2 separate regions of the Homo sapiens genome follow, and region 2 is linked to region 1. Evidence: chromatin loops called from intact Hi-C (ENCODE). Cell type or tissue: endothelial cell of umbilical vein. All regions are shown on one strand.

Region 1 (8,000 bases):
GGGTTTCACCACGTTGGCCAGGCTGGTCTCGAACTCCTGACCTTAGGTAATCCACCCACCTCGGCCTCCCAAAATGCTGGGATTACAGGCATGAGCCACCGCCCCTGGTATTCTCAATTTTTTTAAATAAGAGATTTATATTGCTTGACATTTTGCATATAAAGTGAGACTCTTTTAAAAATATACATCATGCTATTTCAACAAGCTGGTGCTCCCGGGGATGTCCATGGGCTGTCCAACTGCCCCCGGGGCACCAGCTTCTGTTTTTTATGCTGACTTTGGGCACTGAACTCTCCTTGGCTCCCAGAGGTCCTGACCAGGCTGGTCCTGCCATCCACAGCGGTGCCTCTGCTAGCGACATCCCTGCCCAATTTTCCATGTCCAGCTTTGACACCTCCACAGAAAGGCTGAGCCACCACCGGGCCCCCATTGTGGCTGAGCATCCACTCTCTCTTCCCCATGTGCTCCTTGCCCCCGACTCCCCATCTCTGGAACCCAAGTTTGGGCTGCATGGACCACCTTCTGGGCCAGGCTGTTAGGAGGCCACCACCAAGCAGCAAACGCAGGAGCAGCCGTGCCCTGAGGAGGCACCACCAGCAGCCTCCAGCAGCACTCGGTGAGGCGGGCAACGATCCATCTGTGCCGCCAGCATGGAGCCGGAAGCCACGGCTGACTTGTGCAGTAGAGGAAGTCGAGTTCATTTTATTGAATTTATTCTCATTTTCAGTTTGAATGGCCACATGTGGCAGGCAGTTATTCTATTGTGCAGTGCTTGCCGGACCACATGCAACAATTCAAAATTGAAAATCAAAAATAAATGTACGGCTCACCCACTAGGATAGCTAACGTTTTTGTTTTGTTTTTGAGACAGGATCTTGCTCTATCACCCAGTCTGGAGTGCAGTGATGCAATCACGGCTCAGCTCACTGCAGCCTCGACCTCCCAGGCTCAAGCCATCCTCCCACCTCAGCCTCGTAAGTAGCTGGGACCACCGGCGTACCCCACCACACCAGGCTATTTTTATTTTTTGTAGAGATGGGGCCTCGCGATGTTGCCCAGGCTGGTCTCGAACTCCTGGGCTCAAGCGATCCTCACACCTTGACCTCCCAAAGTGCTGGGATTACAGACATGAGCCACCATGCCCGGCCTAAGAGGGCTAAAGTTTTTTAAATAGCGAGTGTTGGAGAGGAGGTAGTTCTCTCCTCCCGCACTGCTGGTGAAATGGTTCAGCCATGGGGGAAATCAGTCCTCAAAAAGTTAAACAGAGTTACCATAGGACCAGCAGTCCCACGCCTAGATACACCACAAAGCTGAAAACCTGTATTCAAACACACACTAGTACTGGATGTTCAAGCAGCACTGTTCACGATAGCCTAAAGTGGAAAAAAGATAAAAGCCCATCTGAAGAATGGATAGACAAGATATGGTATATCCACACAATGGAATAATATTTGGCAATTTAAAAAAAAGGAATGAACCACTGACACATTACAACGTGGATAATCCTTGAAAATCTGATGTTATGGCCAGGCGCAGTGGCTCATGCCTGTAATCGCAGCACTTTGGGAGGCCGAGGTAGGTGGATCACCTACCTCGGTGGATCACCTGAGCTCAGGAGTTTCAGACCAGCCTGGCCAACATGGTGAAACCCTGTCTCTACTAAAAATACAAAAATTAGTCGGGCATGGTGGTGGGCGCCTGTAATTTTAGCTACTCAAGAGGCTGAGACGTGAGAATTGCTTGAATCCAGGAGGCAGAGGTTGCAGTGAGCCAAGATCGCGCACTGCACTACAGCCTGGGTGACAGAGTAAGACTTTGCCTCAAAAAAAAAAAAAAAAAAAAACTGTGGTTACGTGAAAGCAGCCAGACACAAAGGACCACATATTGTAGCTTTGATGTAAAATGTTCAGAAAAGACAAATTTAGAGACAGAAAGTAGATTGCGGTTGCCAGTGCTGGAGCGTTAGGAATGAGGAGTGACTGCTAATAATGGCTCTGGGGTCTCCTTCAGGGGTAATAAAAATATTTTGGGACTAAACAGAGGCAATAGTACAGCAATTGTGAACGTATTATCCTCAATGTCATGGAATTATACACTTCAATATGCTTAATTTTATGCGATGGGAGTGATACTAAGATTTTTCTTTTTTTTTTTTTTTTTTCAAGGAAAGTGCACAATCTTTTGAGGCCTCACACAGATGGTGGTGTGAAAGGGTCAAGGCTGTGGAGGCCTGCTAGAGGGCCGAGTTCCATTTCCCCTTAGAGTGAGTGCAGGGTCAGCCTCTCAGGGCTCGGGGGCTTCAGTGGCCCTGCCTCGGAGAGCTCCAGCCAATGGCCATGTCACGCGTGAGGCAGCTGAGGGGCCAGGGCAGCAGAGCAAGGTCTGTTGCCAGGAACTGACTGCCCTGCCTCCCAGCAGCAGGTCAGAGGTGGGGCATCTGGGACAGGTGGCCACAGCAGCCTGGAGACATCGCAGAAGGAGACCTTCCGTAGAACACCAGGAGCCCAGCAGTGAGGGGCTACAGGACCAGGACCCAGGGTGAACCAGGACCCAGGGTGACCCAGGACCCAGGGTGAACCAGGACCCAGGGTGAACCAGGAGGGTGAAAGGCCAGGTACTGCCCAGCTAAGGGCTGCAGCAGGCACCGCCTGCTAGGAGAGTCGCAAAGGACATCCACACAAGTGACCACAAGCTCAAAGTCAACTTGAAACATGGGCCACAGATCGCCTGAAGCCAGCTTACCCCCTTGGGACACAGAACAGCCCCCAAAGACGTCCATGACCTAATCCCCAGAACCTGCGCATATGTTACCTGACACGGCAAGAGGGACTTCGCATATGCGACTGAGTTAAGGACTTTGAAATGAGGCGATTATCCTGGATTACCCAGGTGGGCCCCAGGCAATCACAGCAATCCTAATGGGGGAAGACAGGAGGCTCAGGGTTGGGAGGAGACCGCGATGGAAGTAGGGAAGCAGGTGGGGGCAGGAGGCACTGGACAGTGCCACGCTACCGCCCTGAAGATGGAAGAGGGAAGGGAATCTCCTCTAGAGCCTCCACAGAGGACACCATGCTGCTGACCCCTTGATTTTAGGCTTCTGATTGCGGGACTGTAAGAACACATTAACGTGTCTTCAGCCACTGAGTTTTTGGGTCATTTCTCATAGCACCAATGGGAAGCCAACATCTCACCCCACTGGGCAAGTGAAAACTTCCCGTGCCCTATCCCTCCTTCCGAGCCGGAAGGGGGTCACAAATCAGGCGGTCAGACACCAAAAATAAAAATATAGGTGGCCAGGTACAGTGGCTCACGCCTGTAATCCCAGCACTTTGGGAGGCCGAGGCGAGCAGATCACAATGTCAGGAGTTCGAAACCAGCCTGGCCAACATGGTGAAACCCTGTCTCTACTAAAAAACAAAAATTAGCCAGGGGCGGTGATGCACTCCTGTAATCCCAGCTACTCAGGAGGCTGAAAAAGGAGAATTGCTTGAACCCGGGAGGCAGAGTTTGCAGTGGGCCAAAATCACGCCACTGCACTCCAGCCTGAGTGACAGAGCCAGACTCCAACTCAAAAAAAAAAAAAAAAAAAATAGAGGATAGTGGCCAGGTGCAGTGGCTCCCAATGCTTTGGGAGACCAAGGCAGGAGGATTGCTTTAGTCCAGAAGTTCAAGACCAGTCTGGAGAACATATTGAGACCTTGTATCTTAGACAAAAATTAGCCTGGCATGGTGGTGCATGAATTTTAAATTCATGAATAGCCTGTGGCCCCAGCTACTTGGGAGGCTAAGATAGGAGGATCACTTGAGCCTACGAGGTCAAGGCTGCAGTGAGCTATGATCGTACCACTGTACTCCAGCCTCGGCAACAGAGTGAGATCCTGTCAAAAAAAAAAAAAAAAAAGCCCAGCTAAGTTTGAGTTTCAAATACTTTTTTTTTAGTAGAAAAAGACCCCAATATTGCATGAGATGTAATTATACTAAAAAAGTGTTCACTCTTTATCTGAAATGCAAACTTAGCTTGGCATCCTGTTATCTGGCAATCCTCATCAAAAACAGCAGCTACATGGAAGGAGGGTAGCAGGGAAGAGAAAAACCACAGTCCCTGCTGCCCCAGTAGGCTCTTGGGGGCATGGGGGAAAGCTAATGGTAAGTCAGCATCCACATTTTACTACCTGGGACCGAACATTTTAAATTCATGAATAGAGACTGCTTTTGATCTAAAGTGGTACCAGGAACTAATTCCCTAGGAATAGTCAAAAAAAAAAAAAAAAAATCACGGGAAAGGTCTGGGCTTTTCATAGCGTAGAAAGAAGGGACAAGAGGGCAGCCCTCTTCCCGCGTTCCCACTGAGCAGGTTTGAGGGGCAGCAGGAAACAAGGCTGACTGCATTGTGGCACCCCTCCAGGCTGCCTTGGACGAGTTAAGATGGGATCCGTCAGCTTGGTCCCTAACCCCAGGTAAAGATGGAACAGATGCTGGCTGTGACCAGGAGTCCTGAATTTGCCTTGCACCATTTCCCTCCACCGGACTGGGAGCCACTGCGGGGCAGGAAGCTGCCTTTTCCATTTCCCAAGACCGGAATCAATCACAGCGGCTCATCGCATCATGCATCCTCTGCAATGGTTCCTTCCTTTCCAGGGAGGTTGGTCACGGCCAATGCTGTCCTGTGTCCACCAGGTGGCGCTCGCGATCACCGCAAAACACATGGCTACCGTGATGGTTTTTAAATAAGAAATCTTACAATGGTTTTAGACATAAAGGACTGTTGAGAATATGATAGAGAGTTCGTGTGCGACCCGCACCCTGTTCCACTGCGCCTTAACATCTGACATGACTCTGGTCCATCTGTCACCATGAAGGAGCCAATTCATATATGAGTAAGTCACCTGCATTTTATTCACTCTTCCTTCGTGTTTGCCTAATGTCCTTTTCTACCCCAGGTCCCACGAGACATTTAGCCATCAGGTGTCCCCAGGCTGCTCCTGGCTCTCGCGGTTGCTCAGACTCTTTGTTTCTGATGCTCTTGACAATTTGAGGAGTCCTGGTCAGGGATTCAGTCAAGTGTCCCCCACTATTGTGATTTAGCTGATGGTCTCCTCGTGATTGGACGGGGGTATGGGTCTGGGAGACAGACCCCAGAGGTGAAGTGGCCCTTCTCGTCACATCGTTTCAAGGGCCAGAACTATCAGTGTGGCTCACGGCCGTCGATGTCGCCCTTGAGTACCTGGCTGAGGTGGCACCTGTCCGCCTCTCCTGCTATGAGGCTGCCCTTCCACTCCCCTTCTATTCTGTACTCTTGGATCATTTTTTGGCTTTTGGAAACCATTTCCTGAACGCTTGGCCATTGGAGCACTGAGTTCGGTTAGGACAGTGGAGGTAGGGGTGAGAATTGGGGGACAGGGTGCTGGTCACATGGTGTGAGAACAAAGTGGAAACTTACAACCAGGGGGAAGGGCCCAGCGGTTTTCAAAGTTAGGGCACCCAATAGTAACTTAGGGTTCTTGCCTCTTCCCACCTCTGAATTACCCAGGTAAAACTTAAGTCAGGATCCTTTCAGAGGTGATAGGAAATGTGATCTGAGAGGCCAAAATAGATGCCCCTGTATCAGCTAAGATGGACCATAAGGTTAAGGAAACAAAGTTACCTGTGGTTCCAGTGTTCAAGGTTCAGGGCCCAGCTGGCATGGGAAATTAATTAATTTTTTTCTTTTTTGAGACAGAGTCTCACTGTCATCCAGGCTGGAGTACAATGGCGTGCTCTCGGCTCACTGCAACCTCCGCCTCCCAGGTTCAAGCAATTCTCCCACCTCAAACTCCTGAGTAGCTGGGATTATAGGCATGCGCCACCACACCCAGCTAATTTTTGTATTTGTGGTAGAGACGGGGTTTCACAATGTTGGCCAGGCTGGTCTCAAACTCCTGACCTCGTGATCAGCCCGCCTCAGCCTCCCAAAGTCCTGGGTTTACAGGTGTGAGCCACCACACCTGGCCCAATTTATTTATTTGACACCCCGGCTGGAGTGCAGTGGCGCGATCTTGGCTCAGTGCAACCTCTGCCTCCTGGGCTGAAGCGATTCTCCCACCTCAGCCTCCCAAGAATCTGGGATTACAGGCATGTGCCACCATACCTGGCTAATTTTTATATTTTTTGTACAGACAGGGTTTCATCATGTTGCCCAGGCTAGTCTCGAACTCCTGACCTCACGTGATCTGCCCACCTCAGCTTCCCAAAGTGCTGGTATTACAGGCATGAGCCACTGCACCTGGCCTGGCATGGCAAATTTTAAAATCCCTATGGCGGCAAGAAAAAAAAAAACACATTTGCAAAACACCCTAATAATTGGAGCTATCAGGCAAATTATCCTAACTCTGATTTACAATCCCAACCGCTACAACTCTGACCGGACGAAGGAATGGACTTACATTCTTTTCCCATAAGTAATTACAGACCTTAAGCCTGTTTCGGCGGCTTACAGAAGCTACCCACAGACTGTGTGCCCTACAGTTCACCTTTTCACACAAAGAGCCAAGTTCCACCTCTCTTTAATGCTAACCTCACTCCAACGTGAACATGTGATATACGTTATATGTATGTCACATGTGTTTACCCACTGCCCATGCACTCGGCTCCCTTCATAAATATATATCACTTCCTCCCGAACCTGCTGAATATGTACAACTATTGTGGGCTACAGGCCCTGTTAGGCATAAAACCCAGCCTGTTCCTCCCCTCTTGGAAGAGGGGTTACCTTTGGCACACACTGGAGACCGTCTCTTCCAGTTTGCAAACTGATACCCCCGCCAAGCTCTCCTTTCTACCATTTAGCCACCCTGGCGGTCTTTCGGATAACAAGAAAAATCCAGGAAAAGGCAGCAAAGGAAAAGCAGCGTCCAAAAGGCTGAGGGAGACTGTCACCCTGTCCTCTAAGTGCCACCAAGACACAGAGCCTGAGCGCAGGGACGTCATGTGTATGTCCCTTGCACCTGGGCCTGGTCTGGCCCGCAGCCGGGGCTCAAGAAACAGCTGCTCACCGAGAGTGGTGGCTCACACCTGGAATCCCAGCACTTTGGGAGGCCAAGATGGGAGGATCACTTGAGCCCAGGATTTCAAGACCAGCCTGGGCAACACAGGGAGGTCCCTCAACCCTACAAAGAGTCAAAAATTAGCTGGGCGTGGTGGCCCACGTCTCTGGTCCCAGCTACTCGGGAGGCTGGGGAGGGAAGATTGCTTGAGCCTAGGATGTAGAGGCTAAAGCGAGTTGTGATTGTGTCACCACACTTCAGCCTGGGTGACAGAGCCAGTCAAAAAAAAAAAAAAAAGAAAGAAAGAAAGAAAAAGAAATGGCTACCGAATGAACAAATGGTCGGTTGGTTGCTCCTGCCCCACTCAGTTCCCCCAGGTAAAATGGATCCTGCCTCTCACCTACTTTAAAACCCTTCCACGACTGCCCACCACCCTAGGCTGCCCTCTCACTCAGCCCCCACCATCTGGGCCTGGTCTCTCCCCACATGCAGGGCCCAGCTCGACTCCTTCACCCCGACCTTTCCATGGTCCTCTCTCCCCACGCGCACGGCCCAGCTCAACTCCTTCACCCGGGCCTTTCCACTTTGCCTGGAACACGTGTCCCCATGTTCTTCCCTCCCTCATCCTTCAGGTGTCCCCAAGATCTTCCTGCCCACTCTCCACCCCACCTTGGCTTACGTGGCCCGCAGCCCAGAACTGGGATGAAAATAATGGGGGTGGAGGGAGGTGATGTTCTTTGACGACAGTACAGGCTTCAAGGACAGTGGAGAAGCCTGATCTGGGGGAGGATGGTGTGGGGAAAGACCCCGTGGGTGAGCCACGAGGCTAAGGAGGGGTCGTGGGGGAGGGTTATGCCCCATCCAAAAGCCCCACCAACTTAAATTCTGCAGCTGATTTCTGCCGCTGCTGTCTTGCCACTGCACAGGAACCCCAGGCTCAGAGCTCCTGTCACTTTATCTTGGGCACCAGGCACCCTG
Region 2 (8,000 bases), 440 kb after region 1:
TGGTAACTCACAGAGGTCCCCACGGATCTCTCGGTGCTGTCGTTCCCGTGGCCAGCACCTGCAAACACCCCTTCCGGGGGCTGCCTTCAGGCTACAGCAGACACCTGGCCAAAGTCCCTCTGGGTCACTCTGCGGCCTGAGGCTGCGGGGTCAGAGGCCCAGCTCCCTTGCCTGAAGACTGCCTCCCGCTTGCCTGCCCACGAATCAGGCTGGGGCTGGGCTGGGGCTGAAATGGGGCCCTGGCCAGGCTTCCTCCGGTCCCTAGCCTGCCCTGCTTCTGCACCCAAAGCCCGCCCGGCCGGGCACTCCCACGGTGCCTGCACGCAGGTCCTCACCTGGGGCTGCGCCTCTAGGGCCTCCCACCTGAGACAGGCGTTGGGACTCTCCCCCAGTGCCTCCCACTGTGGCACATGAGGGGCAGTGCTGACTTCCTCAGTCACTCAGCAGATACTGACTGAGCACCGACCTTGTGCCGGCCAGGACTCCAGGTGCCAGGCGGTGCTGTGGCTATGTGTGTGTGTGTGTGTGTTCCTGTGTAGTTTTGTGTGTGTGTGTCCCTGTGTGGTTTTGTCTGTGTGTGTGTCTCTGTGTGTTTTTTTCCGTGTGTGTGCATGTGTCTGTGTGGTTTGGTCTGTGTGTGCTTGTGTCTGTGTGGTTTTGTCTGTGTGTGTCTCTGTGTGGTTTTGTCTGTGTGTGCATGTGTGAATCTGTGTGGTTTTGTCTGTGTGTGTGTGTGTGTCTGTGTGCTTTTGTCTGTGTCTGTGTGTGTGTGTGTCTGTGGTTTTGTCTGTGTGTGTGCATGTGTCTCTGTGTGGTTTTGTCTGTGTGTGTGTGTGCATGTCTGTGTGGTTTTGTCTGTGTGTGCACGTGTCTCTGTGTGGTTTTGTCTGTGTGTGTGTGCGTGTCTGTGTCTGTGTGTGTCTGTGTGGTTTTGTCTGTGTGTGTGCACGTGTCTCTGTGTGCTTTTGTCTGTGTGTGCGTGTGTGGTTTTGTCTGTGTCTGTGCGTGTCTGTGTGGTTTTGTCTGTGTGTGTGCACATGTCTGTGGTTTTGTCTGTGTGTGTTTGTGGTTTTGTCTGTGTCTGTGTGTGCTTGTCTGTGTGGTTTTGTCTGTGTGTGTGTGCGTGTCTGTGTGGTTTTATGTGTGCATGTGTGCCTCAGGTGCATCTCTGCGTGTGTCTCCGTGTGTGTGGTGGGGTGTGCCTCTCTCTGATGTTTCTACAGGGGAGGAGCAGGTATCAGGTCACACAGGTGCTAAGTCGCAGAACTAGGGTCTAAGCCCGAGTCCTGAGGCTCTCCACCAACCTGTGCCTCTGAGAAAGGAAGCGCGAATCCTCCACCGCGGGGCCTGCGTATCCCTTAGTTTGTATTTGATACTTGCCAAAAGAGCTCTGCGAGACTTATTTAGATTCTTATGAACACTCCGGGCACACGTAAACAAAGGAAACACGAGTGAAATGGGTGGATTACAGAATGTCCTAAACTTCTTCACTTTTGGAGTCTGACTCTCTGAATCACTCCTTAACTCTGAGTGATCAAGGTCCATGTTCTCTCGGTGCCACCAACCATGAGTACAGCAGCAACTCTTCAAGGGCTCCACTCAAGGGCTAAACCTTTGCTTCTTGAACCGGCTTTGCAATTACCGTATTTCATCAAATATGAGCTGCCACTGCAGGTGAGGAGCATCCTGATTCCAGAGACATTAAAATGGAAAGGAGGTGTGTTTCTCCAGTTTGATAAAAAGAGAAAGTGGCCTGGACTCCTTTTGACTCCCACATCCAACTAACACCTCCTTCAGCTTTCTGCACAGCCATGTAATTATCTTCCCAGCTATCCTAGCCCTCTCCCTCTCCCTCCAGGTTGGCATCGGCTCCTAGTTCTCTAAACAGAAGGATGTCCTGCCTCAGGCCTTCGTACATGCTGTTCCTTCCATCTGCACACCATTCCTGAGCCCCACATGACTCCCTCTCTCCCATTGTCCTGGTCTCTGTTCAAATGTCACCTAAGGGCCACCGAGCTGCACAACCTCTGGAGTGCCGTGCCCATCACCCTTCACCCCCTGCCTCAGCTGGACCCATTCCTCACAAGCCAGAGGAATTTTACTCTAATGGTGGAATTTCAGGCCAAGTAGAAAAATATATTTCGTGTGTATGAAGAAAGGGGAAAAAGAACCCTTCTCTGAGACCTCAAGTTATTATTTAATTGATTAATTTTTAGTCATTGATTAAATTATTAAATAACAAATGAAATCAATTGTATTAATTTCTTAGGAGTAAATTATTTTTCCACTGCACTCCAGCCTGGACAACAGAGCAAGACCCTATCTCTAAAAAATTTATATAAATCTATTGCCAATTTATTAATTGCTATTTAACAATGAGTTCCACCAACTGAGGGCGCTGGACCAGGCATGGTATGAACCTAAAGAGCCACACCCTTATGATCTACTGGGCCCAGTAGGGTCTGACCCTGTGACCTGTCTGGGCCCATTCCCAGCGCCTGCTGCTGCAGCCACACCAGCCTTCCCCCAGCTGCCACAGAGCCTTTGCTTCCTGACCACCTTCAAGCACTCCTAGATCTTGGCCCCCTAAGCCAGCTCGGCCCCAGGGTGATTGCACTTTTCCTGCCTTTGGGCAGCAGGTGGTGTATCAGTCAGGACTGGCCACATTGTGCCGCTGTGACAAACAAACCCCAAATCCCAGTGGCTGAAGACAATAAGGATGTGTTCCTTGCTCATTCTCTGTGTCAGAGGCCAGCGGGGGGTTCTGCTCATCATGGACACTAGGGGGCCCCAGCTCAGGGAGTAGCCACATCTCAACGGTTGCCAGCAGCCGTGCCAGAGGCGCTCACGTTGGTGAGTAAATGCTCCAGCCTGGGCAGGGACGCATGTCTCTTCTGCTCACATGCTTCCCGGCTACAGGTAGGAGAATGACAATGCGTGCCACATCCCCTCAAAAGGGGCAGAAAGTCTAATCCTACCAGGTGCCTAGAAGAGAGACAACCAGAAATATTTGGTGCCCAGCACTAATATCTATACCAGGTGGCGTTCAGTGAGCATCCAGTGCAATACAGCTTCCTGAGCAGCTCCTAGGTGCCAGGCACTGCACAGGGCATAGGGAACCAGCAGTGAAGACAGACAGTGGACAAGCCAGGACAGAACTCATGACTTCACTGCATGGGTGGCGCCTGCTGCAGGGAGAATGCTGGGCTCCAGCATGTCGAGCAGGGTCCAGTGACTTCAAGGAGGGGTTTAGAAAGGCCCCTCACTCTGGGACCAGTGTTTCAGGTAAGGCCTAAAGGGTGACTAGGACTTCTCTGGGTGAAGATGAGTGGAACAGCCTTCTAAGAAGTGGGCGGGGCCGGGAACAATGGCTCACACCTGTAATCCCAGCACTTTGGGAGGATGAGGCAGGCAGATCACCTGAGGTCACGAGTTCAAGGCCAGCCTGGACAACATGGTGAAACCCCATCTCTATTAGAAATACAAAAATTAGCTGGGCACGGTGGCTCATGCCTGTAATCCCAGCACTTTGGGAGGACAAGGCTGGTGGATCACCTGAGGTCAGGAGCTCGAGACTGGCCTGGAAAACATGGTGAAACCCCATCTCTATTAGAAATACAAAGATTAGCTGGGCGTGCTGGCGGGCGCCTGTAATCCCAGCTGCTTGGGAGGCTGAGGCAGGAGAATCACTTGAACCTGGGAGATGGAGGTTGCAGTGAGCCGAGATCGCACCACTGCGCTCCAGCCTGGCAACAAGAGCGAAACTCCGTCTCAAAAAAAAAAAAAAAAAAAGAAGTGGGCATAACATGTGCAAAAGACCTGCGGCTGCAGGAAATAATCTTTTCCAGCAACTGTGAGGAAGCCAGCGTGGCTGGAACACATAGCACGGAGGAGAATAAGATGGAGCTGGAGAGGTCAGCGGCCAGATCATTCACAACTTTGTACACCGGCTTGTGAGCCCCAGCCCTCATCCTGAGAGCCATAAGGAGCCATAGAGGGTTTGTCGCGATGTGGCTCTGAGCAGCACCCTCTGGTGGCCTTTTAGGGAATGACACTCTTAACATACATGGGCAGCTCCAGGCTGCAGACATTGCTGCCCGGCCAGTCCTGGGCTTGGTTCTAAGTGTTACTTGCAGCCCTTCAGAGAATGCCCATTCCATTAACGCTGGGTGAACACCGCTCACAAAAGGCAATAACCAAGTCTGCAGCTGGCGGGAGACATTTGAGATGGCACACCACCAAGTCATGCTCTCCAGGAGACACCAGACAGACAGGCCAGCGCTACACGGAGCTGACCCAGACGGCAGAAGGTCTGGCTAGCCTGGGTTTTCTCCAATGGGTGCCTGGCTGGGACCTGACTTCAGAGGTTGAGCAAGGGGAGGGGATGGAATCCTGATCCCCTTAATCTTCGTGCAGGGCTGGTGAATCTCAGGCCCCAGGCAGACAGCCAGCCAATGGGCAGAGAGGCCAGGAGCTGACTCCACAGCTCCTGGCCTCATCTGGGAAGGGAGATAAACTCCACCAGCCAGACAAAGGGGGCCCCAAGGCCAGGGCCTCCCTCACATGCCTGTGGCCTCTCTCTGCTTGAGACTGCACCATAGGCCGCAGGCCCTTATCAGCCATGGCCTGGGGACTTCCCAAAGTACAGCCTGCCAGCAAAAGACCACCACCAACTGTTTCATTCTTCATTTCAGACAGGATGAATTGAGCCACCTGACCTTTTCTGGAAAGAGGCAAGAGAAGGAATGTTTCCTCCTTCAGTAAAAGACACTCAGACACATGTCCAGTGTCACGGTGCAAAAGGGTCAGGAAACCAAGTCCCCTCCCATCCCAAAGCCCCATTTCCCTTCCACATTGCTGGTGTCTTTTGTCCTTCCAGAGAGCCCCAGCACAGAGCAGCAAATATGAGCTTAGTGATTCCTGGAGAGGGCTGTGTCCCATGAATGGACTGCCACTTGCTGGCTGCTGGCTTTACGTCTACAGGCAAAGGATGTTATGAAATAGCTCCGGAAGTTTCTTTTGGGGGCCCCCAGCACCTCTTCTCCTATCACGACCAGGCTCTGAAAATGAGGCTTCTTGCTCAGGGAAGAGAACAGGTACAGAGGAATCCACACTCAGCTTTGAGCATCAAAATAAGGGTTTTTAAGGTTTAAGTGTTTGATGAGACAGTGGTCTTGAAAGCCAGGCTTTCCTGGAATTCCCAGAGCCACACGTGACCTGACCACAGTGGAAATCAGACAGGGGACACGTGCAAGATGCAGCCCTGGGGACAGAAAGGCAAACAGCAAGGAGGCGGCTGCAAGAGGGACTTGGGGGAGGTGACAGAGGTGACCATCTTGCTACGACCCCACCGGGTGGAGAGATGGAGACGGGGAAAGCAAACAAAACCCACACAAACAACAACAGAAAACCTGCTCTCAGGGCCGCGTAATGACCGGTGCCCTTTTGTACAGAAGCCCCGCCAGGTTTTGAACTTCAAGCAGGTCCGTGGGGGAAGAAAAGGGCCCAGTCCCATGGAAATTTCCTAGTAGGGTTTATTTTGAAGCAAAGGTTTGGCAGACGTGACCCAGTCTCCTTGGCTAGACAGGGCCTCTTTGAAAAGAGTCAAAAACAGCAGAAAGATGGGAAGTGGTCCTAGAATGAGCTGGTTTTAGTGGAATCTTCTTCTTCCAAAAAGAACCGCCAGAGGCCAGCCCAGGCCTCCCTTGCTTTCCAGAATTCAACTCAACTCACCTGTGGCCCGATGAGCTCGGCGATTCAGCTCGCCCTAATTCCCCAAACCTGTGCAGGTTACCTGACGTGGCAAAAGGCACTTTGCAGGTGGGGCAAGGGGCACCTTGCCATAGGGAGGGTAACCCGGGTCATCCAGGTGGACCTAATCGAGTCACACGAGTCCTTAGAATCAGAGAACCTTTCTGAGCTGCGGTCGGAGGGAGCCGTGGTGGAACCTTTCTGAGCTGTGGTCAGAGGGAGCCGTGATAGAACCTTTCCGAGGGTGCTGTGATTACCGAAGCAGCAGCAGAGATGCAACATTGCCGGCTCTGAAGGTGGACGAAGCGGCCAGGAGCCATGGGATGCCAGTGACCTCTGGACGCTGGAAAAGGCAGGGAAACAGATTCTCCCCCAGAACCCCCAGAAGTTACCAGCCCTGTTGACCGTGACCCAAGCCCAGGGAGACTGAGGCTGGGTTTCTGACCTGTGGAACCGTAAATGACAAATGAGGTTTTTAAGCTGCTAAGTCTGTGGACATTTGTTACAGAACCCGTCGAAAATCCACCCGTCATCTTTCTTGAGCTCCTATGTGGCCGTTCCTGGGATGTGATTCCTAATCCTCGTGACCACCTGTGAGACTGGGCCTGTGATCCCCAGTTCACAGATGGGGAAACTGAGGCTCTCTGAGATGAACTGACGCCCCTTGGGGACCTGAGCAGGGACGGGAACTCCAGGCTGACTCCAAGCTGCGTGGACCTCCGGCTGCCTACAGGTGAGGTGTGTGTCTAACTGCCTCTCAGGGGAGAGGCTGGGACTTGGTGACAGCCTGTGCGGAAAGTGCTGGCACAGAGGAGGGGTTCAGGCCACGTCAGTCCTCTCGCCCCTTTTCCCAAACATCTGCTGACACAGCTCCATTCTGGCTGCTAATTGGGTGACAGATTCTTCCTGATTGCCACTACAAAGCTATTATAAAATCAACCCTGGCCGGGCGTGGGGCTCATGCTGTAATCCCAGCACTTTGGGAGGCCAAGGCAGGAAGACTGCTTGAGGCTAGGAGTCCAAGACCAGCCTGAGCAACATAGCGAGAGCCCATCTCTACAAAAACAATTTTTAAAAATGAGCCAGGTAGGGTGGTGCACACCTGTGGTCCCAGCTACTTGGGGTGTTGAGGTGGAAGAATCACTTTAGCCGGGGAGGGCAAGGCTGCAGTGAGCTGAGATGGTGCCACTGCACTCCAGCCTGGGTGACAGAGCAAGACTGTCTCAAAATAAAATCAGCCCTGGGCTCCCATGGGCAAAAAAACTACTTACCCCCCACACCCTGTGCCCTCTTGGTGGGTAAAAGGCTAAGAAGCTCAAATTGGCAGGAATGTGGTTGGGGCCCCGGCCACCCATGTTGGCCCTGTCTGATCGCTGTGTGACCTCAGGCCAGTCAGCACACCTCTCTGGAAATGTGTTGTTTGGTTTGGCAGAGCTCCCAAGGTTCCCTGCAGCACCAGCTACCTGGGAGCCGCTCTGGTCCCTGCCTGGGCACTGGGGATCAGGTCGGGCTGGCGGCTGCTAGGTGTCAACACCTGCAGCCTGGCAGGTGCCCCAGAGCCCTCCAATCAAGGCCAAACCTTCCTGCCCTCCCGTTCCAAAAGTCAAAGGTGCTCCCTCCCCAGGGAGCTTAGGTCAGGGCCTGGCCCTAAAGCTCTGTGTTCCACCTGGCTTGGCTGACCTCAGGGCAGCCATTCCTTGGAAGGGAAATAAGCCTACAGCTGCCAGGGAAAGTGGAATGGCCCAGGGGTCCCCAACGGTACCCCCAGGCCAGGAGGTAATGGCTCCTTGGCTCAGTCTTTCTCACACTTTGCTGGCAGCAAAGTACGTTGGGGGGCAGGCATAATGCTGACCCACTCTACCAGGTGGAATTGTGTCCCCGAAAAAGATACGTTTAGGTCCTAATCCCCGAAACCTGTGAATGTGACCCTATTTTGAAATTGAATCTTTGCAAATATAATTCGTTAACATGAGGTCACACTGGAGTAGGCTAGACCTTAATCCAATGGCTGGTGTCCTTAGAAGAGAGAAACTGGGCCAGGCACGGTGGCTCACGCCTGTAATTCCAGGACTTTGGGAGGCCAAGGTGGGCAGATCACTTGAGGCCAGGAGTTCAAGACTAGCCTGGCCAACATGACCAAACCCCATCTCTACTAAAAATACAAAAATTTAGCCAGGCGTGGTGGCTCACACCTGTACTCCCAGCTACTTGGGAGGCTGAGGCAGGAGAATCGCTTAAACCCAGGAGGC

The links. Peaks named below come from ENCODE experiments on the same cell type or tissue, not always from the same donor. Only the 100,000 strongest peaks of a DNase experiment are listed, where the experiment ranks them.
Region 2: it touches region 1 in a loop (2.7-fold over the local background); 9 of 110 quality-filtered maps call a loop at or near these places.

The regions. Positions count from the first base shown.
Region 1 is chr16:84,506,846-84,514,845 of GRCh38, forward strand. LOC124903736 (a long non-coding RNA gene) reads left to right here. Exons shown (of 2, transcript XR_007065149.1): 2 at 501-834. It overlaps LOC124903735 (a long non-coding RNA gene), which reads left to right and starts at 3,898. Exons shown (of 2, transcript XR_007065148.1): 1 at 3,898-4,877. RefSeq lists a silencer at 1-129 and enhancers at 402-902, 1,893-1,962, 2,653-3,452, 4,401-4,450, 4,541-4,600 and 3 more. In endothelial cell of umbilical vein, a CTCF peak has its summit at 4,667 (motif pointing right); a DNase peak (open chromatin) is centred at 4,676.
Region 2 is chr16:84,948,361-84,956,360 of GRCh38, forward strand. No RefSeq gene overlaps it. Among named protein-coding and RNA genes, the nearest start is that of LINC02176, 24 kb to the left of the region's middle. RefSeq lists enhancers at 1-244, 245-745. In endothelial cell of umbilical vein, CTCF peaks have their summits at 2,744 (motif pointing right) and 4,033 (motif pointing left); a DNase peak (open chromatin) is centred at 4,031.